Linked DNA regions of Homo sapiens: regions 1 and 2 are each linked to region 3. A link is a loop called in an ENCODE intact Hi-C map of the cell type or tissue named here. Cell type or tissue: endothelial cell of umbilical vein. All regions are shown on one strand. Region 1 overlaps MGAT5 (alpha-1,6-mannosylglycoprotein 6-beta-N-acetylglucosaminyltransferase). Region 2 overlaps MGAT5 (alpha-1,6-mannosylglycoprotein 6-beta-N-acetylglucosaminyltransferase). Region 3 has its middle 8.7 kb from the start of MGAT5.

What was found. Hi-C counts contacts between places; a loop is a spot of excess contacts. Peaks named below come from ENCODE experiments on the same cell type or tissue, not always from the same donor. Only the 100,000 strongest peaks of a DNase experiment are listed, where the experiment ranks them.
Region 1: it touches region 3 in a loop (2.3-fold over the local background); 7 of 110 quality-filtered maps call a loop at or near these places.
Region 2: it touches region 3 in a loop (2.4-fold over the local background); 10 of 110 quality-filtered maps call a loop at or near these places.

Annotation. Positions count from the first base shown.
Region 1 is chr2:134,354,818-134,362,817 of GRCh38, reverse strand. It overlaps MGAT5 (alpha-1,6-mannosylglycoprotein 6-beta-N-acetylglucosaminyltransferase), which reads right to left. Exons shown (of 16, transcript NM_002410.5): 10 at 410-543. Among named protein-coding and RNA genes, the nearest start is that of MGAT5, 100 kb to the right of the region's middle. In endothelial cell of umbilical vein, no CTCF peak of the experiment used is centred here; a DNase peak (open chromatin) is centred at 3,137; H3K27ac peaks cover 335 bases.
Region 2 is chr2:134,303,281-134,311,280 of GRCh38, reverse strand. The region is part of intron 2 of MGAT5 (alpha-1,6-mannosylglycoprotein 6-beta-N-acetylglucosaminyltransferase); the gene reads right to left. Among named protein-coding and RNA genes, the nearest start is that of MGAT5, 53 kb to the right of the region's middle. In endothelial cell of umbilical vein, no CTCF peak of the experiment used is centred here; DNase peaks (open chromatin) are centred at 390 and 3,760; H3K27ac peaks cover 4,789 bases.
Region 3 is chr2:134,241,413-134,249,412 of GRCh38, reverse strand. It overlaps a transcript of MGAT5 not described here. Among named protein-coding and RNA genes, the nearest start is that of MGAT5, 8.7 kb to the left of the region's middle. RefSeq lists enhancers at 1,164-1,253, 1,314-1,363, 3,749-4,249, 4,250-4,750. In endothelial cell of umbilical vein, a CTCF peak has its summit at 3,846 (motif pointing right); a DNase peak (open chromatin) is centred at 3,862.

The DNA of each region.
Region 1 (8,000 bases), 110 kb before region 3:
AAAGGGAACTGCCTACCTCCACAGACTACCTCCCAGAAGCAGAGGGAAAGACTCCCTTGGTAAAGTTTCTCCCTGTGCAGTATCTTGCTCCAGAAAGATATTCAACCCCTGGAGGGCCCTGGCTCTCAGAAGCAAGTACAAGGTGTGAAAAAGCAGCTAGAATGTGTCCCTTCTGACATGCAGAGAGTGAAGGTGGCTGTTGTACAGCCACTATCAGAAGAGCAGGTACATACAGCCTTGGTTAGAAACCCAAATGCTGAGCAACTGAATCTTTGCACATTCTTGTTTATGTCTAAGTAGATCCCATTAAGCCCTGGGCACTTGGCTTGATTATTCCCTGGATCAAAGTTAAATTAAATTACCCAACAAGCTTCTTTTCAGAGAGAGAGACACGCACAGACTGACTCACCTTCCAGAAGCTATCCACTTTGCCATACACAAGGGACTGGTTCTGCCTTTTGATTTCATTAATGTGGTGGATATCACTGGAGTTCAGGTGCTGCTCAACCACAAACCCCAGAAAGCTGTTGTCTGGGGTATGAGCTGGTGTGCAAAGAAATGGAGAGGACAGTTAGTGTCCAATCAGCAAGAAGAAATAACAATCACATATTTAACACAGGCCATCTTACCCATAACAAAATGTTTGTTTTCATCTTACCCTGTTCTTTCTTACCTGAGGGAGGTGAGGGATTGTCATCTCTCCCACACATTCCCAGTAAAACCGTCATGAAGAATACTTCTCTCTAGGATGGATTAACCTGAACCAAAACCTGCTTTTTAGGGGAAAATACATCTGTCTGAAAATCATTAAGCTGTGTACTCTCTTCCTTGTTGCCTCAGAATAAGGCTACTGTCCATTTCCCAGCAGAAATGCTTTCACCCAGGTTTCACCACCTACTGGCCAGAAATCTGTAGGGGGCAGGGCTGACTGGGAGTTCTGAATAGGCGCAGAGTCCCCACATAACTGAATCTGACTCCAGCTGTGTTTTTCACCCAGCTACATAACAGGAGGTTGAGGGACAAAGTGATGAATAATCCTCAGAACCTTTCATCTCCTCTAAGAATTACTCACTCATAAAAGATGTAATTATGGGTCTATATTGAACAGGTGCATGGAATGAAGACAGAATAAAAGGTAAAGCCTGCTGGGGCACAAACCACTCAAAAAAATCCAACCACTGCAAAGGAATACTGTCTACAGAGTAGGCTATTCTGGAAGAGAAAATTTTGGATTTCTCTCATTTGGGTTCTGTAACTTCTCTAACGCTTGACCAAGGGGGACAGCAACCCCACACCCTCTCCAAACATCCGCATCTTGTGCCTATAATTTTAAAAGGCATTTCACCAGCAAGTGACAATCAGAAAATAATTCTCTCTAGATTAAACAGAGATGCTCCTCTCCTCTACCTTCATTCTGTCAAGAGAAATCTCCGTTTTTCAGGAGATGAGCCTGCAGAGCCCATGTGTGGCTGATATTAAATGAAGCAACTGCTCTGCTTGGCTCTGACCTGAATAGAACAGCTATAAATAACATGAAACCAAATTCCTCCTGGTGATTGAGATATACACAAGATTCTGAAAAGTCCACCACATCCATTCACAGATAGGTGGTCAACAAACAGAGGAAGCTGGTCCCTTCATCTTGTTCTGGTTGTGCTAGGACTGAGGAGCCATTTCCCATGCTTGTAGCAGCGTAGAAATCCTTTCAGACAGACAGATGGGCAAAGGCCAGCCTGCAGCACAGGCCTAGGACTCCGATGCCCAGCCTCCAATGTCGCCCGCCATGCACGCAGGGGAACACAATGAAGAAGGGACAGTGGCAGGAAGCCCTGAGCTGTGGAAATGCACGAGCCATGTAAAAACTGTGTTGTCACCCTCCGTTTCCCAGGCTTTTGCCTGATGGGGGTGACAGAATGAGGAGATAACAGGGTTGTGGCTGGGGAGTTGTGTTCAGTCTGGCCAATCTGTTATTTCATTTCTGCGTTTTTGAACCAGTGCCCAGAGGCAATGGCAATGGCTGCAGTTGGCTGGAAAGTAAATTACTGAATAAATTCTCCTGCCAACAAGAGGCGATAGTTGCTTTTCTCCCCCCTTTTGAGAAGCTGAGGGCATAGGGAATTTTCAAGGATTAGCGGGGAGAGGAACAAAACCTGTGTGCATTCTCAGTGTTATTATGCAGCTTAAAATATTTCTAAAATTTTTTGTTAATTCTAAAAGTTTTGAACTCAAACCTGACACTATACTTCAGGATCAGGTGTTTTTAAATTTTTTTTATTTTCAGAAAATTTACATGGTGATTAAAGCACGATGCTTTGAAATACTTGCTTCTGAAATGTAGTTATTTAGTCCCTAGGTAGGCACTTAAAAAATAATCCAGCAAGTGAAACAATGGGTTTTATTTCATGTTATAATATACTAATATATAGTAAAAAATAAAATGATTCAGCCCCCCAAATGAAAAAATACATATATGTAACATATTTTTGTGTGAAAGATTCTCCTAGCTTCTAGCTTGACTGGTGAGAGGGAGAAGCAAATATCAGAAAAACTTGTGAGGAATGGTGGGCTTTTGCTGCTATGACTATAATTTGGTACTCAATTAACTCTGACACTATGAATTTCACATCTAAGCTCTCTTCTACGTTTTCATCCAAATACTTTAACTCCTGTCTCACCTTGTGAAATGTTAACTTAGGGATCAACAACCTGCAAGTGTGGTTTCAAGGACCTCAGGTGAGACTTAAGATTTACAAACAGTATCACCACGTTTAATGAGCCAAGGCCTGAGCACTGGTCTGACCTCTACATGCCTTCGCCTCCCAGGTGACTCTAAACTTGCCACAGGACACTAAACCTTGACCACATAAGGGTTTGCTCAGCCATGACTCGCCCCAGCAGGTGATTCTGAAGTAACTACCGGCCCAGTGTGGCTTGCTTCCAAGGATCTGAACACCAGCTGGAGCCCACCCGGTAACATCTGCCGAGAGCGCCCTGGTCTTATCACAAGTGTTCTTAATGGTGCTTATAATAAATCAAAAGCCACAAGTCCAGGAGGATGTTATCTGAAATGTTCATTTCATTGAGTTCAAACTTCAGGCCAACCTTTCTTTTTTGCTCTGCCTTAGGAAGGGAACAGAGACTTTCATTGTGTTGGGAGGGTTTCAAAGAGAAGGTATTTACATTTTAAGGTAAATCAAACAAATCTCATCATAAACGGGATGCAGGAAATCCTGTACTTTTAGTAATCCCTCCATCCCAGAAGATAAACAAATGTGATTTTTAAAAAGGATGGCTGGTATTTTGAGTTCTGACTACATGCCAAGTTCTGTGCTAAGCGCATTATAGTGACTCTTCCATTTTAACCTCATAACCGTGTAACATGTTTGTACAGATAAGAAAACAGAGTTTTGGTTTAACTACCCAAGTCTACATGCTAGGAAATGGCAACACTGGGATTCAGAGCCAGATTGGCTGCTTTCAGGGCATCAGCTCCTTAAGTCACTCTAATACACAGCCTCATAGTCCAAATAATTTTCTGGACCCTGTGAACAGCAGTGGTAAACCATGCTTCAGAGGAAAATAATGTTCTAAGGTAGAGCAAAATACACAAGAGTGATCTAGAATACATACGCAATGTCACCTCAGTTTCTTGAGTATCTTGTGCCATATGTATGTGGGACCACACAGATTTTTTCACATGCTAAAAAACTGCAGGAGATTTGCCAAACATTAGCAATGATTTTAAGACAATTTAGAACAAAATGTCTCTTATTAAGAGAAACACTATTTTAAGCACTTTGGAAGCACCTATTTACAAATGATTACAAATCAGCTTGATGTGGTCCCTGAGCAGAGTATGATGATAACTACTTCTAAGAAATACTATTAGCTTAGCTTGAATAATTCACTCAATGACAAATGTTTTGGAGCATTTCTACAAACCAGCTTATATGATAAGTATTGACAAACTACAATATAAAGATGAGTTTCTGCCCTCAAGGAGCTTACCAGCTACTTAATAAATGAAGCATACACTATATCTACCAAGCAGTCATAATATCATCTTTTAAACTATAATTCAAAATGCATACTAAGTCGAGTTGACCTTTCTTTCAACTGCATAAATCTCTGAGGTCTGTTTTTTCTACCAGTAAGTCCCAAACATCTCTAAGAATGTAATGTATCTTCACATCTCCTGGTCACCAAGAGAAGAAACCCCAGCGCCAGCCTGGGCCCATTCCTTAGCCCTCACAGTCGGTGTAGTCCCAGGGATATTAGTTTCTCAAAAATCCATCAACTCATCCTTTCCTTTTTGTATTTGTGAGTCCAGGCCTTCTCACTTTTTGCTAAGACTTCTGCAATAAACACGCTTTTCCTTTTCCTAAATACAAATGGATTTATTGGTTTTCCTCATTATAACAGAAATATATCCTCAGATTAAAACTTTTTTCAGATAATAAAGATATGAGAAAAAATAAGTTACATTTTCATCACCTAGAAATAACCACTATTACTGGACTTTTTTTCTAAGCTTGTGGATCATTTTTCCCCTCAAAATATTGAATTATAGTTAATGATGTGAAGCTGAAGCATCAGAGAGTTCTTTTATGCATCCAAAAAAAAAAAAAGGTGGAGTGATGGATAGAGAGAGGACTGGGGCATATAGATTGATACAGTAAATGGTTAATTGTAGAATCTAGATTTGTGGGTTTCTAGTAACATTTCTTCTATTTTTTTGTATGGCTGAAAACATCATTTAAAATACTGAAGAAGAATACTGATTGTCATCATATTCATGCCGTTTTTGCTGATCCTGATAAAACCGACGGTAGAAAAAAATTCATTGAAAAATAGTTATGTCACACAAGAAATCTGGATTAAAAAACTATACATAGTAATGTTATGCTTCAAATTTTACAAAAACTGATTTTTTTTTTTTTCCAAATGGTGGTGATACTAGTTTCTTCAAGAGAGAAGGCTGGGATGCAGGCTAGGGAAACTGTAATATAAGTTGAGCTGAGAAGATGAGCGCCTAAATTGTTGACAAAAGGCACCTCAGGGTAAAATTTTCAAGTGTCAAAAAGCAATTTAAGAGGGAATGGACTCCTTAGAAGAGTAACACTCCTGAAAGCTGAGACTCAGACTGAAGGAACCACGAGGCTGATCCTAATCCTCAGTGGTCTGCACAGAACTTAAAGGCAAGAGCCCTCCTGATTCAAGTTAAAGGCCAAAATGGAAGTTTCAATCACAAATAACTCCTTTGGTTATCATGTCCTAAAAATAAAATTGTACATGGAAGTTAACTGATCCTTTGCTACAGCCAACAGGCTTATTATCTGCATGAATGGGAATTGACTTGGTTCTAAAATTCCTGTTTTGCCAGGCAAAATTTTTGATCTGCAAGCCATCATTCAATTTGATCATGCAAATAAAAATGGCTGTGAGCCCCAAATCCTGGGAGAAATTCAGGGTTGGAATATCAATGATACTGACAATCATTATGGTCTGAATGCCACTTGAAAGCCCAAAAATGTGAGTAAGTTCCCTGGGAAGACACAAGAAAGTAAGATGAGGCCACTGGCCTAAAGAAGTTTCTACAATCTTAAATTTGTACAACAGTCTCCTTCCCTACATTGTTGCATGGATTAAAAACATAATAGGCAATATTGTTCATTCTAGTTTAATTCTATCAATAAAAGACTTTCTGAATGCCTACTATGTGCCAGCCACTCTTCAGGATGTTAGAGTTCCAGCAATAAACAAAGCAGCTAAAATTCCTGCCATTATATGTCTCAGATTCCAGGGAAGGAAAAAGAAAATAAAAATAAGTGAAACATAAATACTGGGTAGCAATAAAGTCATGGAGGAAAATAAAGCAGGGAAGGGGAGGAGAAAGTTGGGGAAGGAAGGAGTTGCATTTTAAAAGAGGAGGTCACAGTCAGTCTCACTGAAATGATATTTGAATTAAAAACCTGAAGGAGGAGATGGGGAAGTCTAAAAGAAGAATGTTCCAGGAGATGGGACAACCAATGCAAAGGTCCTGAGGGGGAGTGTGCCTATTCTACTCAAGAAACAGCAAGGAAGTAGAGAGAAATGAGCAAAAAGCCGCGTAGTAAGCGACAGGGTTTTGAGGACCCTGGGAAAACTTGCCTCTAGTTGCCACAACTAGGATGTTCCCCACCTCTGCATTCAAATTTTCCCTACTCCATTCACCTGGGTCTGTAATTTTTAAAGTGGAAGTATGAGAAAGTCTTATTTTTGCGTACCTCCTGACTCCACCGAAAGTAAGCTTCTGGAGAACAGAGACTTAGACATCCCACAGATGGTCAGGAAACACACACTGTTCAGTGGATAAAATCGACAACCAAATAAAGATTCCAATCTAACTCCTAAACTGACGCTCATAAGGAACAAGAAAATACTTAGGCTTAGTCAGCTCTGTAGCCTTTACTAAGGAGCACCTTACAAGGATTTGGGAAAGAGGAGGAGGGGGTAAAAAGAAAAAAAAAATCAAAGAAGTGGAAGGTGAAATGGGAAAGTTCTAAACACCTCCAGAATCCCCCATCTGCTCTTCTCTCCACTTTGTTATAGCTTCCTGTCTTTTCTGCTCCAAATTTCCACAAGTACCAAGAAATGCTGAATATTCTCTAGTCTTGACTATACAGAATGTGAGCACCCAGAAGGCAAATTCTTGTGTGTCTTCACATTGTGAATGATAGCCAAAATGTTGCAGGTACTTAACACATACACGCATAAATAAAATAAAATAAAATAAATAAAACTATACAAACATAGTTTGCTCAGGCAATGTAGTAAATGCTCTATGGTAATGATATGAAAAGTGAGGCTGTTAAGCAGAACTGATTTCAAAGGTTATTGAAATTTTTGTAGGATATAAAAATAAGGTCTGAGATCTGAAACCAGGGATGGGGTATCTTGTAATGCCTGCTATTGCTACTTTCAGCCATCAACTCTAGGGAAAGAGAGGAAAAAACTCAATTAGATAAAGATGATTTACCACTGCCAATGTTTTTATACAAGCCAGACGAAGTTGTAAATGTGGGTGTGGTGCAGATAATTAGAGCTATCCAAATACCGGAAAATTTACAGTGCAAGTCATCAATTTTAGAGCTTTCTCTTCTAAATGGTAAAGGCAAATGCCTTCGCTCTTATTTTTCTGTGCGGGCAGATTTCTTGCATTTATTTACTGAGATATAATGCACCTTGTTTGAGACTGTCAAAAATAAAAGATTGCCTTCAGAAATTTAAAACAAGCCGTATGCACAGTTAAATAATACGTAAATATAAGCCAAGCCAGGTACCTGGCAACCATAAAAAAAGCATCAGTTAAGTCTCAACAAGAAATAACAAAAGCATCCCCAAATAACTATGACTTAGGAACTAGCCACTTGCGTGTAGAAGAGTCTTGGACACAATGGTTTTCAAATCTGAGTAGAGTCTTGAAGGAAAAAAAAAGATGATATATTAAGTGGAAAAAAGGAAACACAAAATTTTAGTACGTATGTGACAAGTATGTAAAACTACACTTGTGAAAAAGATAAAAGTTACACCAGGGTTAGGGGAGCCTTTTTCAGTGGGAGGAAGTCTTTCCCTGTTTTTGTAATTGGGTTACATTTCTTTATAAATTTGATTGGAAAATTGGAGGAAGTCACTTACATAGAGTTTTAAAGAAAAAATTAAATTTTGCTTCTCAGGGACCAGCAGGCTGTTTGGTGAGACCGGGGCCAGGACCTGGGGAGGAATATGGTCGGGAGTTGAGGCCAGAGAGCCTAAGGTCTTGAATACTTTGCTGTGGAGTTTGAAAATGATCCCATGGACAAAAGGAAGGCACTGCAGTCTCTGAGGAGAAACAGCCTGATCCAAGCTGAGCTTTCAAGAGCTGGTTTTTGTGGTTGGAAAGCCTTAGTGCCTAGTTCAGAGGTCATTTTAGCATGCGGACAGAAGGAGTGAGCAGGAATGGGGGCCTAGAAGGAGGAACA
Region 2 (8,000 bases), 62 kb before region 3:
AAGGTTAAAAAAAGGAAAGAAAAAAATAGAAGAAAAAGTAGGTTTATAAAAACTCTCAGAAACCTCAAAGAACATGAGTATCTGTTGACCCCAGGAAGTTACAGGAAACTGATTCAATCTCCTTACCCAGTTGTTTTGCCGACCCTAAGATTATCAACTTCACGAGCAAGGGCTCCATTCAGGGCAATGACACTCTAAAGATATTTTCTCTCAAAAGATAAAGTTCTCCAGCAATTCTATTTTGTGTCAGACAAGGTAGCATTTCTCTTGGCACACCTGATATGAACATGTGGCCATGCTTATCAGATGGCCCCTGCAAAGTGCAGCCAAATGAGCGTGCCACTGGCCTGGCTGCTCAGCCATGGCTGGGAACCGACTCAATCTCCACAATGGGCTTGGAGACACAGCTCTTGCCAGCACCTCCATCAGCTGGCTTGGCTTCAGGAGTGGATGGCAATAAATCAGACTGAAGCCAGCCATGATGGAATATAGTCTCCCATTGAAAATGACCTCACCAGTCACTCAGCTTGGCAAATATTCATTTAGGAATGCTTTACTTTTGCACCATAAAAAAAGTAATTTGATTTCTGTAACTAAGTCATGTACATGAATTCCAGAACCAGGGCCCCACAGCAATAGGAAGTTCCCTCCCCAACAAAGCAATTGAGAAGTCAAGACATGGGAAACAGGCAAGACTCACTCATGGACCCCCAGAGGTGTATACTGGGATCTTTGAAAATACTTGTTTATATATCATTTTTGTTTTGTTTTTTAATCTAAGTTGAAAATAGAATCATCATTGCATAAAATAATTTTAGAGCTGCAAGGGACTTCTGAAACCACACCATTCAACCCTCTAGTTTTCCTGATTCATAACAGTAAGGCCTAGTGAGATGAAGTGCCTTCCTCATTTATGGATTAAACAAAATCCACTAGCACCTTCCATATGCAAAGCACTCTGCATGTTCAACGAGGCATTTGCCTTCTGAGTCAAGATTATTTCCACAACACTGTTGAAATGCACATCATCATCTTCATGTTCTGCATGGGAAATTTCAAGAGTGAACACAATTAACAAATTCTTATTCCCTCTTGAAGAAGCACCTCCAAGGGCCTCATGGACTTGCTGTATAAAAACCAGAAGCTACAGTACTGCCTGTGTACAAATACTATGGACATAATGGAACTCAACAAGAAAATCAAATTCAGTGTATATATATGGGTTCTCTATGTATAGCTTTTCAAGAATAGAACTAATGTATAAAAAGAATAAAGTTGTGATGACTATGAAAACACACTGCCAAGATAATGTCATAAAATTTCAAATCACAATTCAGCCAAATAACTCCAGATTCTTCATACCTCCTTTTGTCATACCCTCTGTCATTTATTTAATCTATTTTATGGCAGAATTGTCGAATTAAGCTGTTAAGCCAGCATTAAGATTTTTCCTTTTTTTGGTAAATTAGTATTAAAAAGGGGACCTAGGACTGAGATTCTCAGTATGAAAAACAGTTATATAAGAATGCTATACATACACACAGCCACAACATCATATATACACCAACCCTCCATTCTGATAAGCCCCACGGTGCTGCTACTAGAAATGGTCAGCCAGGGAAAAGGTTATTCACACACCTAGGAGCACACACATGATAGGAAGAACACAGCTGGGGTTAAATAATTGCTACTGACAAAAGTAGGCAGAGCTTATCATCATTAGTCATCAGGGAAATGGAAATCAAGAGCACAATGAGGTACGACTTCACATCAACTAAAATAGTTATAATAAAAATTCAGACAATAACAAGTGTTGCCAAGGATGTAAAGAAAGTAGAACCCTCAACTAGTAGAAATATAAAATAGTGTAGCTGCTTTGGAAAACAGTCTAGCAGTCCTTAAAAAGTTAAACAGACTTATCATCTGAGTCAACAATTCTACTCCTTGGTTTACACTATGAAAGAATAAAAACATAACTACACAAAAATTTGTATGTAAACATTCATAATAGCCTTATTCATAACAGCCAAAATTTGGAAACAATACAAACACCCATCATCCAATTAACAGACCAAATATGGTATATCCATAAAATGGAATATTATTCAGCCATTAAAAGGAATGAGGTGCTAATCCATGCTTCACAGATGAACCTTGAAAACATTATGCTAGATGAAAGCAACCAGTCACACAGGCCACATATGAGATTCCATTTACATGAAATGTTCAGAACCTATAGGCAAATCTAGAGAGAGAGTGAATTCGTGGTTGTTTAGGGTTGAGGAAAGGGAGGAGAGGTGATATGGTGTTTCTTTTTGAGGTGATGAAAATATTCTAACACTGACTATTGTGGTGGTTGCACAACTGAATATACTGAAAGCCACATCGAACTAATTATTTTCATTTTTTGTAGAGATGAGGTCTTGCTATGTTGCCCAGGCTGGTCTCAAACTCTTGAGCTCAAGCCATCCTCCCATCTCAGCCTTCCAAAGTGCTGGGATTACAGGCATAAGCCACCATACTCGGCCCTAAAAGCCTCAAATCAAACACTTTAAATATGTGAAATGTGTGGTATGTAAATTATCTCAATAAAGCTGTTACAAAAACCAGAAAAGTTCTGACATTGACTCATTCAACAAATACTGCACCTAAATTAGAGCATTTGTCATGATTTCAGTACCTTCCTGGGAAGCAAAGAGAAACACAAAACATTATTCACCTTGAGGGAGCCTTAAATATGCTTAGAACCCAAAACTTGCTCACCAGAAAAGGCAATTAACAGCCCAATGCCATATACACTTTCCATGGGCTAGTAGATGGGACATGCGATGAGCCAGCAAAATGGGAAGAATGTGGAGCCCTGAATGTCAGTGCAGAGAAGAGCCATTCTATTGGTCTGGACTGCTCACTACTGGATTATCGTGTGACAAGAGAAACCATCCTCTGTCTCATTTCAACCCTGAATTTTTGGGTCTCTTTGTTGCAGCAACTTAGTTTAAACCTTAAGTAACCACTGGAAAAATGGGATTTGAGTTGAGCTCTAAAGTAGAAGTAGACAGGAGAGAAAAGGAAAGATGAGTACACTGAAGAACAGCGTAATAATGATGGTAGCCAACAGACTGAGCATCTACTAGTAACACCACTGTATCTTATGTACACCGATTACTCGATTGAGCCTCACAATAATAAGTACTATTATCCTTCATTCTACTACAGAAGACACTGAGGCCCAGGCAGATTAAGTAACTTGGCTAAGGTCACAAGTTAGCCATTCCTAGCCCTATCTGCACATTTAAACATTTCTTGGGGACCTTTTAAGAATGTGCCTCACCCTCCAGGCATTCTTATTTGAGTGGCCCCAGGCAGTGGTTCTGCTACCCCCTTTTTTAATGCTCTCCCAACCTCAAGTGATTCTAAAAGGCAGCCACAGCTGGGAATCAATAGAATAAAAGGTGAAATAACACTGAGGAAAAGGAACGGCCAGAGATGGAAAATGGATTTTATGTTATGTTTCAACAATTAGAGTGTTTTACCAGGACAGCAAATCTACCCACAGTGGGTAGGCATAACCAATCAATCATCTCTGTCTGAGAGGGCACAGGAGAGCAGAGCGGGACAATTTGGTTAAAGCAGGGGACTCAGGGTAGGGTAGTAAGAAATACGGTTGGAAAGGTATGCTGACACGGCCTGCCACAGAATCATGAATTCCAGCCTCAGAACATAATTTATCACTGTTATCACAGCAGGAAACCGGAAGGCAACTGAAAACACTTGCGGAGTTTCAGTACAATGGCCAGGGGAAGTAACTAATGTTCTTTGAGTGGAGAAACAACATTTTGAAAAAAAGGTGACATCCAGAGGAAAAGGGGAATGAAAGTCACATTTTGTGGATAAAAATGTGACCATGTGTAATTTAAAAGATATTACTGTATAAAATCTTTACAGTTGAATAGAGTTTATATCTAACATTGTAAATGGCCCCGGAGTTGAAAACTGTCTTTCATTAGTAAGGAAGTCAGGGGTGTTTTTCTGACACAAGGTCTTCAGAACAAATTAAGAATGCTCAAGCCCCCTTCTTTGATTAACAGCAGCTTCTAATGCTTTTCTTAAATAGTCTCTTTAACATCCATTTTCATTAAATTAATGAAAATTAATTAAACATATTCCAAAATGCCGTCATCCCATCGGCCTCTAAAGTTACAAAGCTATAAAAATCTGTGTTCTCTAAATCTCCAAACAGTAGATCAACCCTCTCGTAAGATACTATCTGGCCACCATGCAAGATGCCTCCTCATTAGGAAGAGGCCTGCTCCTGGAACTGACACTGAAATGTATCAGCAGAGAGTAGCACCCGCATGTCCCGGTCTTTTAAAGTCCTTGACCACACTGAACCTCAGCAATGAAAAAGGTAGAAAATGTCATGACTATGCCCTGGAAAAGGCAGGGGCTTTGTCTTGTAAGAGATCTCAGCTGGGATTATCTCTCTGCCTTTTATTAATCACATAAGCTGAGCAGGTTACTTAACCTTCAGGAGTTTCTTCACTCAAAAAACAGAGTCAGCAAAGCCTTCTAACATCTGAGTCACCCTGGCTCCAGGTACTGTACCTGGCACTCATTTATAGCCTCATTCACCCTCAGGACAAACTTCCGAAGTAAAATATGGGATTTTGAAAAAGATAAAGCCATGAGAAGGAGAGATTGCCTGCACCACACTGAAACATCACACACTAGCTCTCATTAGATCATTTAATCTATTTGTACAATATACTCGTCCTATTGTATATTCTCTGTGCCTGTCTTGTCCGTCCCTAATTAATTTTGTCACAATGCTTGGTGGGGTATGAGGTATAGTCAACGACAAAAATGCTTTAGATCTTTTTCAATGAATATAATAGCAAAACAGTGTATGCTATATATATTCTAGCAGCTTTGAGACTGGAAGACAAAACTGAGTTTGTAATATAGTTTGGATAATTAGAGTGCTTTTTAATGCAAAACTCTGCATGTATTCATTTCTATGTAAATACCATTTTCTGTAAGTTTATATTTAATTTTTGCTATCATTTCTTCTGCAACAAAATGTTCCTTAGTATTTTAAGTAATGATGTAAAGGATATGAAATATTCCACGTGGGTATCATATATGTACTTAGTTACAACAAATGGGCCTAATAGGAAATAAACTAGGAGAATGCTAGTTTTATACATCAAAACAAACAAAAAGTTATACAGATATATTCCCAGAAAAAAAAGTTTCTATACATACATTTAAAAGAATAAGATATAATGCTAACATACTGAGACAACCTCAGCTGTCAATTTTGATTTAAGAAAATATACTGAGAAATAGGTGGGAGACATTAAAAATTCAAGATACTTGCAAAACTGTATTATATTCTCGAGTTGGGGGCCTAAGGTGATATTTATAACGATTCTCCTTTTCCAATAAACAAAATAGTGCCAAGCTTTTGCCAAGTCCCCTCTTCTCACATGCAGTTTACTAGAAGAAGGAAAGGGTGTTACACAGATAACTTACTGTAACAGTGACATGCCCTTGCAACACAGAGCACCCATATCTCACTTCAACCTCTCAAAGAGAGGTTTGATTTTTCTTCTAAAACAGGGTTCCATGTTAAGCACAGTTCATAGATTTCTGCCTGTTCTTATCAAACTGTCAAAGGTGTCTTGAGTTTGGATTTTGTTAAAAATGAAAAGCAAAGCCATACATGTAGTTTATGTGTGTATATTTGTATTTCCTTTTTGCAACTGAAGAAGAAAAGAAATATGGAATCAATAACTGAGAGAAGGCTAGCTATATCCTTGGGCTGTTTTAAGATAGTATAAATTGCCCAAAATAGGTGTGTGCTCTTCATATCACACAATGCCCACTTTCTGAATCACTTGTCACAAGCGTCTTATAGCTGTTGGTTAGAAACAGGGATTCTATCTGGCCAGCCAGACATCTAGAGGCAAGGCGGAAGTGCTTCGACTATTCTCTTAACAGGAGATCAAGAAAAATTTTTGTTTTCACCGTCTCGCATAAACTGAGGTTTTCATTTTGTTTTGGTTGCTTGGTTGTGGTCTCTTACCTTACTTTTTTAAACAGAAAAATAAATTGCAAGATAATGCAGAATTGAGATGACACCTTGATAATAAGGTTTTGGTCCTAGAGAAAGTAGGACAGAGAGAATGTATAAAAGAAGCTGAAAGCCAGAATATTTCAAACACCCACAAGCACAACAAATTCTTGGGTACGGTTTGAAGAAAGGCTAAAAGCTATTTAAATTGTAAGTCTACTGTGACTGATCCAGAGTGATATGAAACCTACAAGCCATTGGCATAAAATATACATGCCAAGCCTGCTAGGTAATGTCCTTGGCTAGGATGCCTCTTAAAAACCAGATTGTGCCAGGTGCAGTAGTGCATGCCTACAGTCCCACCTACTGAGAAGGCTGAGGCAGGAAGACTGCTTGTGCCCAGTAGGTTGAGACCAGCCTGGGCAACATAGCAAGACATGTTAAAAAACAAAAAATCAGGCTATCTTACAACTTAATTCCTTAGAACTTCTCCCGGCCCTTAGCAGGTATTCCTTCATGTAGAAAAGAACATGCTTTGTGTTAAGACCATGTAAATTTGGATACCAATACTCTGCTTGTAAAGTTAAGAGACTAATGTGCATATTCTGGGATGTTACAAGTATTCTTATAATCCTGGAATGCTATTCATCAACTCCACATAAAAGGCTAATGAATTTGTGAATGCAGGTTATTCCCAGTAGGAAACACAAAGGTTTTCAACTGCCTGGGAATTTGTTCGTTTCAGCAAGTAGTCTGTTCCCAGATGAATATTTGGTTTTTGAGTTAGCTCTTAGAAGGCACTGATCCTCAGGTGGTGGGATTACTACCTGAAAACCCATTCACCATCCCAGTATCCAGAATAAAGTGCAGTCCCTTGCTTACCCTCCAGCCATGGCATCCGGATAGGAGAGCAACTGTTAAATACATACGGTCCTTGCCAACCTAGAAATGGTGGTTATTGTATATTGTACCTAACAGAAAAGAGCTAGCATGCATACCAAAACCAGGGGGAAGGCAGCACTGTGGTAACAGATAATTCAGACAGCTTCCCAGCCCAGAGCACGCTGCTAAACTACACTACCTGTGTAAGATCCACATAACAGTTAACCTAGGATTCTTTAAAAACAAAGCAGAGAAACTATGCATTGGCAATAGCAGAGAAGCTTGTATTGGAACAATCTTCCCACAGATAACACTTACAATATGACACTAAAGAGTGAGGGAAAGTGAGCAGAAACTAGAAGGGATTTGATCCTTAAATTCTTTCTGGAAACTACACTGAATAAGACTCACATTTATATGGCTGTGCCCCAGAGGGGACTATCAAGTCTGGAAGGTAGCAAACAAAAGGCTACAGTCTCACTGGCTTGAGGTTTCATAGAATGAAGTTTTGCATAGTAGTGAAAAATTAAGGTAGCATATTCCCAAAAAGAGGGAGCCCAAAGAGGAGAACCCCAAAGTCTGTATATAAACTACCTTAAACTTCTTGAGCGACCCTAAAACTAAGCATTTGTGAGGGAGGCTCCAATAAAAGTTCAAAGTATTCACAAGACTTCAGCTGCTGCTCACTGCAGGGCAGCCACAGTTTAAACCCCAAAAAGTCAAAGGGTCAACATTTCAGGCTTTCCATGAAACCCCAGAAGGGCCTCACATCAGGCCCAGGACTTCAGATGGTCCAAGACTAGGGAAAAAAATGGAAACAGACACACCCTAACAAATCATAAAAGCAAGTCTTCTTAAGTTCAAGGCAGTAAGTCAGTAATTTAACTGCCTACTAGAAAAAAAATCAGTACTCTTCAGAGGAAGTTTACCGAACCCAGACACTCTATAGCATATCCTTGTCATGTCCAATACATAATAAAGAATTATTAAACATGTGGAGAAACAGGAAAACGTGAACAAGGCAAGAAAAACAGTCAACAAA
Region 3 (8,000 bases):
TGGAGGAAATGAGAGGTGATAGCTAAGGTGTATAGGGTTTTTCTAGGGGGTAACAAAAAGGTTCTAAAATTGTGGTGATAGGAGCATAATTCTGTGGACATACCAAAAGCCATGGAGTTGTATACGTTTAAATAGGAGGATGGTATGATATGTGTATCATATCTCAAAAAAAAAACTGTTAAAAAAAAAAAAGAAAAAAGAAAGCAAGCCCACCTCTAAAGCTATGGGGAAAAGGAGGAGTTTGGCTTAGAGCAGGCAGATGAGTGTCATGGGCCTAGCACAGCCAAGACCAGGGCAGGAACTAAGGGCTGGCCATGGGCCTAGCAACAGAAGGAAACCACAGTGATCTACTTCCAGTTCACCACATATGACCGCTCTTATAACCTCTGGATCAACCTTACAGGCTCCTGGCCAGGAGCCTGGCTTCAGAAGGCTCCTGGCCCACCTTGTCTGGCAAATGCCAATTTCTCAACCCACCTGAGAACACTGAGCAGCAGCCCAGTTCCAATGGAGTGAGAACGAGACCAATGAAGCAGTTCCTCCAGGTGGCCATCCAACATCCCTGGAGGCCCTATTTCTGACACAAGGGCCTGCCTCCTCAGAGGATAAACAAAGGCAGAAATGCCCATCCCTTCAGAAGCAATGCCAGCCCCAAGCAGAGATTTGGTCTCTTCAAATAGCCCTGCAGGACAATACCATCCCATGCGCCACATTCACACATTCACATAGGACAGCGCTGCTCTAACTTAGTGGTTCCCAGACCTCTCTGTCCTCACTGTGTACCACCTGAGCTACTTCATAGTCATCATTAAATGGTGGCTAAGGAGCCTACATTTAGCTTCATCCTGTACAGTAACCTTCAAGAAATCCTAAGTCACTGTGTCCACCCAATTTCCTTGGAAAATCCCACCCACATCTCCAGCCTCCAATCTCACCCCACCTCCTTCCTGCATAAAGCCTCCAGGGGCTCCCTAGACTGAGGAAAGCTCCCCTTCCATAGAGTACTCGTAACTCATAGCAGTTCGTGCTCCTTCCTTGCTCTATAGGACAATCCCGTTTCATCTCGCCTATGGGGTCTGTGAGGCCCCCAAAGACAAGAAATGCCGGCAATGGCCATGCCTTGCACACAGAGGGTGGTCATTAAGTATTTGCTAGATGGAAGGACAGGATGGTGGAAATGAGGTGAAGAAATGCAAATTAGCAAAGACCTCCAAGACCTCCTTCTGGTATGAGCCACAGAACCTGGGCATTCTGACAATACATTTGCACCTTACCTTTTACAAGATTTTACCCTTAGTAGTAAAACCCTTGAAGAGGCAGGGTTAAACTAAAGTGGATGTGATGGTAGTCAGGTATTAACAGAGAAGAAAACTGCAAAAAAACACTCCAGAAGAAAATTCTAGGGGGGCAGGGCAGTGAGATTACAGAAACAAAATATGTCTAAGACAAGGGATGGAGGGGAAAATACCCGGGAACCTTTCTTGGAGGCCACTTGTATTGTCACTGTTATGCTGAGAAGATCACAGAAAATAAGACCTGAAAGGGTGACAAGGAGGAACTGAGAGAACCTTGCATCAAAAACCTGAAAATCTCTGATCTGCAGCTTGTTCTACCATTGGCATTGTGTGATCCTAAGTGTGTCCATCTCAGTTTCCACATGTATAACATGGAGAAAGTTCTAGAAACACAGAACACTGTTAGAGCCACAGGAGTAGGGGTGAGCAACTGAGTTATTGGTTCTCAAACTGTGCTCCAAAGAACATCAAAGATTCATTCACAGAGATGTTCCAGAGGTTCCACAAATGTTTCATTTGACTTTTGGTTTTGTTTAAGATGTTTTTAAACATTTTTCAAAAAAAGTTTGACATGCCAAATCCTAAGATACTAGAGACAATCAATATACGTATCAATTTATATCGCAGAGACTCAGCAAAACTGCCCTGGCTACCTCCATACACTGAAGTTTGAACTTCAAATTTCCACCTTATTGGTCACAAAACTAATGCTCAGTAGTGGTCTAGTTTACGTTTTTTTTTTGTTTTTTTTTTTTTTTAATTCAGGCCCAGGTATCTATTCACATGAAATTGTATGACAAAAAAGCACTACCCTAATTAAATGCCAGATGAGAGTTGGTCACATATCTTGAAGTTCCAAGGCTGCTTGCCTGACTCCCATATTTTAAGTGACAACTGTCTTTAGATGTTAATAATTCAACTTTGAAACAATTTCTACTACTTCTCTTTTCAGCCTCCATCTCAATTTACATTAAAAGCAACTTAGAGTGCTTGGTAAGTTATTCTTTAAAATGATAGCCACTCCCATTCATAATTGGATGAATATGGACTGCTTCTACCGTGAACCAAAACACAGTGCAGAAATCAACTGGGTGCTAACCTTGCATTGACTGCACAACCTCTTACCAAACTCCTGGTTTTGTGCTCACCACAGAACCACATCTCCCTGGTCTAACAATCAACTTTAACAGGAAATATGATAAATTAAAATGTATAAAATACCTTTTTACAGACTGGAAGACAACGTCTGGTTTTGCTTAGGAAAATATCAAATGCAAACCCTCAATTTACAGAGGAAGACCCTGAGGCCAGAAAATATTATGTTTTCCAGTTAGAATCAAACCAGCACCCCAATTCCTGCCTAATACTACATGGCCTCCGCCAAACCAAGCTGAGTCTACCAGCTGCATGCGGAAACTCAGAAAGGAAGAGACCTCTCCGTATGGAACACAAAACAGAAACCAAAGTCCAGTACTATTAAGAAGCCGTGAGTCTAATGCAATGTCCCACCAACCTCAAGGGTTGAATCAACACATGAAAGGGAGAAAAATACACATTTACAGGATTACTGGTGTAAGAAAGACAGATGGAACGGGGACGGTGGTGGGGGGCAGTCTTCATCTAAATACAGTTGGTGTTAAAAGGAGAAGCAGAGGAGGAGAAGGGACAGGCAAAGCAGCTTTCTCTTCTAAAATAAATCCAAATTCCTGGGAAGAAGCTCTGAGGTCATTCACTCCCCCAGATGGCCCAGTGCCACCAACCTGATAGAGCCCACTCAGCAGGTGCCCAAAAGCTCAACTGTGAATCCCTGACAGCTGTGATGCCACCAACTCTCTTCTAGCTCTAGGAAGCAAAGGAGCTCAGGAGCAGGCAGGGTGCTGCCCAAGAAATAGGTATGAACAGAGACCTTTCACTTTCAGGACCTGGGTCCTTTTTTTTTTTTTTTTTTTTATAAACAGGAAAAACACATTCTAAATGAAAACAGTCTGTTCCCTTTGGAAGTGGCTAAACTAGTCTTATTTTAATTAACTAGCTGAAATACACCTGCTAAAAACAACACACCTTTGCTATCTTGGGAATACTCTTTGAATATCTGGGTTTTAAACAGCCCATCCCCTCTTACATTTGAAGTGATCAAAGCAAGACAGTCCTGTACCCAGAGTTTTAATTCATTACACTACACTTGCATTTTTCCTGTGGGCAGAGAAAGGAAAACCTCCAATGCCACCCACCTGAAGTGCATATTTGTCTTGCAGTTATACCATCCACTCAGTGGAGTTCAGGGCTCCATATCTGGCATCAATAGCAAAATAAATTTCCAAACACTGTAACAGGGCTGGTGAATCTGGGTCCAGAACATGCACTCTTCTTCCTGCCCTCTCTATTCCCAGGTTCTGCCACACCTACCCCAGCTGTTCTCTGACATTCACAGGTATAAAGAAGACAGATGGAAAGGAGATGGGGGTAGTCTTCACCTAAATACAGTTGGTGTTAAAAGGAGAAGCAGAGGAGGAAGGGACAGGCAAAGCAGCTTTAGAGGCAAAACAGGCCACTAGAGGGCGTGGGTGGGGTAAGAGAAAACCAACATTTGATGATTTTATCCTGACTTAGTCTCTTGGATGTGCACATTACTGGCAGGTGGACAAAAGGGAAAGAGGACAAGAGTGAGAAGGAAGCTGTGGTTGCTGGAGCAGATAAGATCTTCACATGTTCTATGAGTTTCATTCACTAGGCCCATACGATATTCACAGTTGAGAGAATTTCCTAACAACAAAAAAAGGCAACAGCGGTAACTCCAAGAATTCTGAGGGGCTGGGCGCTGTGGCTCACGCCTGTAATCCGCACTTTGGGAGGCCGAGGGGGCGGATCACGAGGTTGGGAGGTCGAGACCATCCTGGCTAACACGGTGAAACCCCGTCTCTCCTAAAAATACAAAAAATTAGCCGGGCGTGGTGGCAGGCGCCTGCAGTCCCAGCTACTCGGGAGGCTGAGGCAGGAGAATGGCGTGAACCCGGGAGACGGAGCTTGCAGTGAGCCGAGATCGCGCCACTGCACTCCAGCCTAGGCGACAGAGCAAGACGCTGCCTCAAAAATAATAATAATTCTGAAAACAACTACTAAACCAAAACAAAGCACGGGTCCCTGAAAAATGAAATAAATCACTTTAATCCAATGTTTCTCAATCTTTGCACAACTGACATATGGGTCTGAATAATTTTTTTGTTGTGGGAAGCTATTAGAGGTTTAACAGCATTGCTGGCCTCTAGCCACTAGATGCCATTAGAGCCCTCCAATAACCCTCTATAACTAGAGGGTTGTGACAATCGAAAAATGTCTCTCAACACTGCCAAAACTGCCTCGGTTGAGAGGGACTGCCTTACCAATCAACAGGATCTTACTCACCCACTGGAAGATGCTCAGACAGGTTCTGCCCATGTAACTAGAATGCAGAGTGAGAGAGAAGCAGACCAAGGTGAACCTGGGAGTCCATCACCACCCCTCAAGACCAGCAGGCTCAGAAGCCTGTGCTGAGGCTGTGGAAGGCCTCAGAGTGAAGGAAGGTGGCCGACTGCTGATGCTGTCTCAAGGTGACTGATAAATGAGTCTCATTTTCTCCACATCTCTCAGTGCTGTCTGGGCACTGACTGAGAATCTCATTCCTAGGCTAGCTGTGCCCAATTTACTAATGAGTATTAAGGCACTGGGCCTCTGCTCCAAAGACCTGGTCCATAAATCAATGAGCACAGGGAAGAAGGCTTTGAGCAAGACCAAATCTGGATGATGCTTCATCAGACAGCCATTAAAAAAAAAAACAAAAAACGCTAGGATTGTCACCTGGCATCCGGCCCAGGAAACCATGAACAGGCTTTAAGATAGGTTGATAATGACTCTCTAAGAAGAAAGAAAGAATCATCTGTGAAAAGATCACACAGCATGTCAATTTGTCAGGTAGGTCTCCTTAATGTTGAATGAAAATACTCAAAAGATTTGCTTCCACTCTCAAAGGACAGTAAAGCCACAAAGAAATTTTATAATAAGTGTAAAATGCACCTTTTCTCTGAGGATCAGACTTCTGGCAACACTCTACATCTAGAAAAAAAACCAAGAATGACAACAGGCCAAAATGGCCCCAGTAATAAAGAAAATCACAATCACAAAAATCACCACACTTATTTCAAAAATATGGGTAATGCCTTCAAGATAAAGCTCATTATTTCCAAATGCTTCCTAAGCCCTCCAGCCCAATTACCCCGACCCCTAGTACCCCTCTCCTCCACCTCGGGAGGAGCACCGGCTGGGTACTGGCCTACCCCAGGAGTGTTCCAGCTGCCCTATTTGCAGAAAAGGGACAGTCCTCCCCAAATCTGATTTGGTTAAAAAAATGAACTAGCTAAGCAGTGAAGAAATACATATGTGTGCACACACATGCACAATCTGAAGTGACCACTCAGGCTTATCCAACTTAACCTTATAAAGAAGTTCTCATCACTTCTAAAATAAAGTTACAGTAGTCAAGCCACTCAATCGCACAGCCCTAAGCTTTAACAGACCCAGAGTCATAAAAGTCAAGGTCTGAATTTTCTTAGGGAAGAAATCATTGGTTAGATGCTGGCTGATAAGTTCACTAGTTCCTTAATGTATACACCAAGGTCAACTCTCCCAAACACTGCAAATAACTTGGGTCAGCCTGACTGGTTTCTGGTCACAAACCCTCAGTTTGCACAAATGATAAACCAGCTCAAGTTAAAAATGGAGCTTCTCAGGAGAGTTTCTTGCCCTCAGAGCTTAGGACTGACTAAACCAGGACCTCCCAACTATGATGTACATAGAATCACCTGGACTGCTCTTTAAAAAATAGAGATGCCCAGCTATCACACCCAAAGATTTTGATTTACTTTGTCTCAGGTGTGGCCCAAGCAGAGGTATTTTTATTTTAAGCTGCTTAGATGATTTTAATACACAGCCAGGCATGAGAACATTTAAAAGACATTCTATAACAACTCTATTGGCCCTATCTAGTGAAACCCAAAATGTGATCCATTCTAGAATTTTAAGAGGTAAGCTCTCTGCTCTTCTCCCACCCCACAAATGTAGAGTCACTGGCTTACTAGATAATTCATCTGCCAAGGTAGGCTTGTTTTCTCCTTAAAGGAATCACAAACTGGTCTTAGGCCAATGCCCTGCCTGAGTAGCCAGACTTTCAATAGCTAGTCTACCACAGAGCCTTGTTAGATCATCCCACACTATGGAAGGACTTGTAGAGAATAATGCTGAACTAATACAGCTTTTATTAACCTCTCCTGGGCATTTGGCTCCAAAGATGAGAAATGATTTGAGGCTAGCCCAAAAGCCTCGATGTCTACAATGCTTTTAGCAACTAGCACCTCTATAACATTGCTACTCGAACTCTCATCTGTGGAAAGGTAGCACTGAAATGATCTGGCAGGTTGTTAAAAATGCAGAATCTTAGGCCCAATCCCAAAACAATAGAATCAATTGGTGTTTATAACCAGACTGCAAGGTTACTTGTTTTCACATGAGAAGCACTGCTTTTTACCTTATCTAGGATAGTAAGAGCAGGGGCAGATCAGATCCTAATTTCCAGTGGAGGATAACAGAGAACATGGCACAATTCTCCTTTTCATAACACGTACAGAACTTATATTACTTTTGAATAAGCTGGATGTACATCCTACTGACACATATCCAGCTGAGATGAGCATTATATACATAAATGGCATAGTTTAATCACTGTGAACTAGGAGTCCTTATAGGACAACTGGTCCTACTTTCTAGTTGCTGACAAAAAGCAAACATTTTGATCCATCAGGTTAAAAATGAAGACACAGTTTGGATACATGTTTTCCAAACATCTAACTCTGATAAAGCAGTAATTCCACACAGCAAAGCGCCTTATGCAGCTACCCAACACACACCTTGCACTGCTCAAAGTTCAACATCATGGGGGTTTGAGTTTTTGTTGTTTTATAATCCAAAGTGCTCTCTTTAGAACAAGTGCTTTGCAATCACAAGTACTTTCCCAGTTGACTTCAAAGTGAAATAGCCTTCAACTGAGATAAGCATGCTCATTAGGTCCCTTCATTCTGCATAAGAGTATTTCAACCAATAGTTAAAAGTTTCTGGAAATGATTCTAATTCCGATATTTTCCAGGGTACTTCAGTGACTTCATAGCCCCTGAAAGTCTTTCAAAGTTTGGTTGAAAGAAATTGTATCTGAATGATGACTTAAGGGATACACAATCCATCCATTGCTCTAGGTCGGCTTTGCCCAACCTCTTATGTATGACCTGTGAGGCTTTTAACAGTAATATATGATCTCTCTCACTCATACACACTCACACTCCCACCCCTTAGGAACTTTTCAGTCATTTCTCAGTGTTTACATATATATGAGAAAGATAGGATATTAAAGTCATAATCCATTTCTGAAACAAGGTATTGAAAGTTTATGAAGTTCATTTTGATACTATCTTTGCTAATGTTCCAAATGATTAATGGCAAATTACCATTTGCCCATTTAACCTGTAATACACAGCATTTAACTTAATTATGTCGGTAAAAAAGTATAATTTGTCAATAAAATTCATTCTGAATTTATATACTTGTTAGTACATATTTGGTGTGGGGACCAAATGCATATTCAAAACAGAGAGCAATCTACTTACAACCCCCAATTAGACAAAA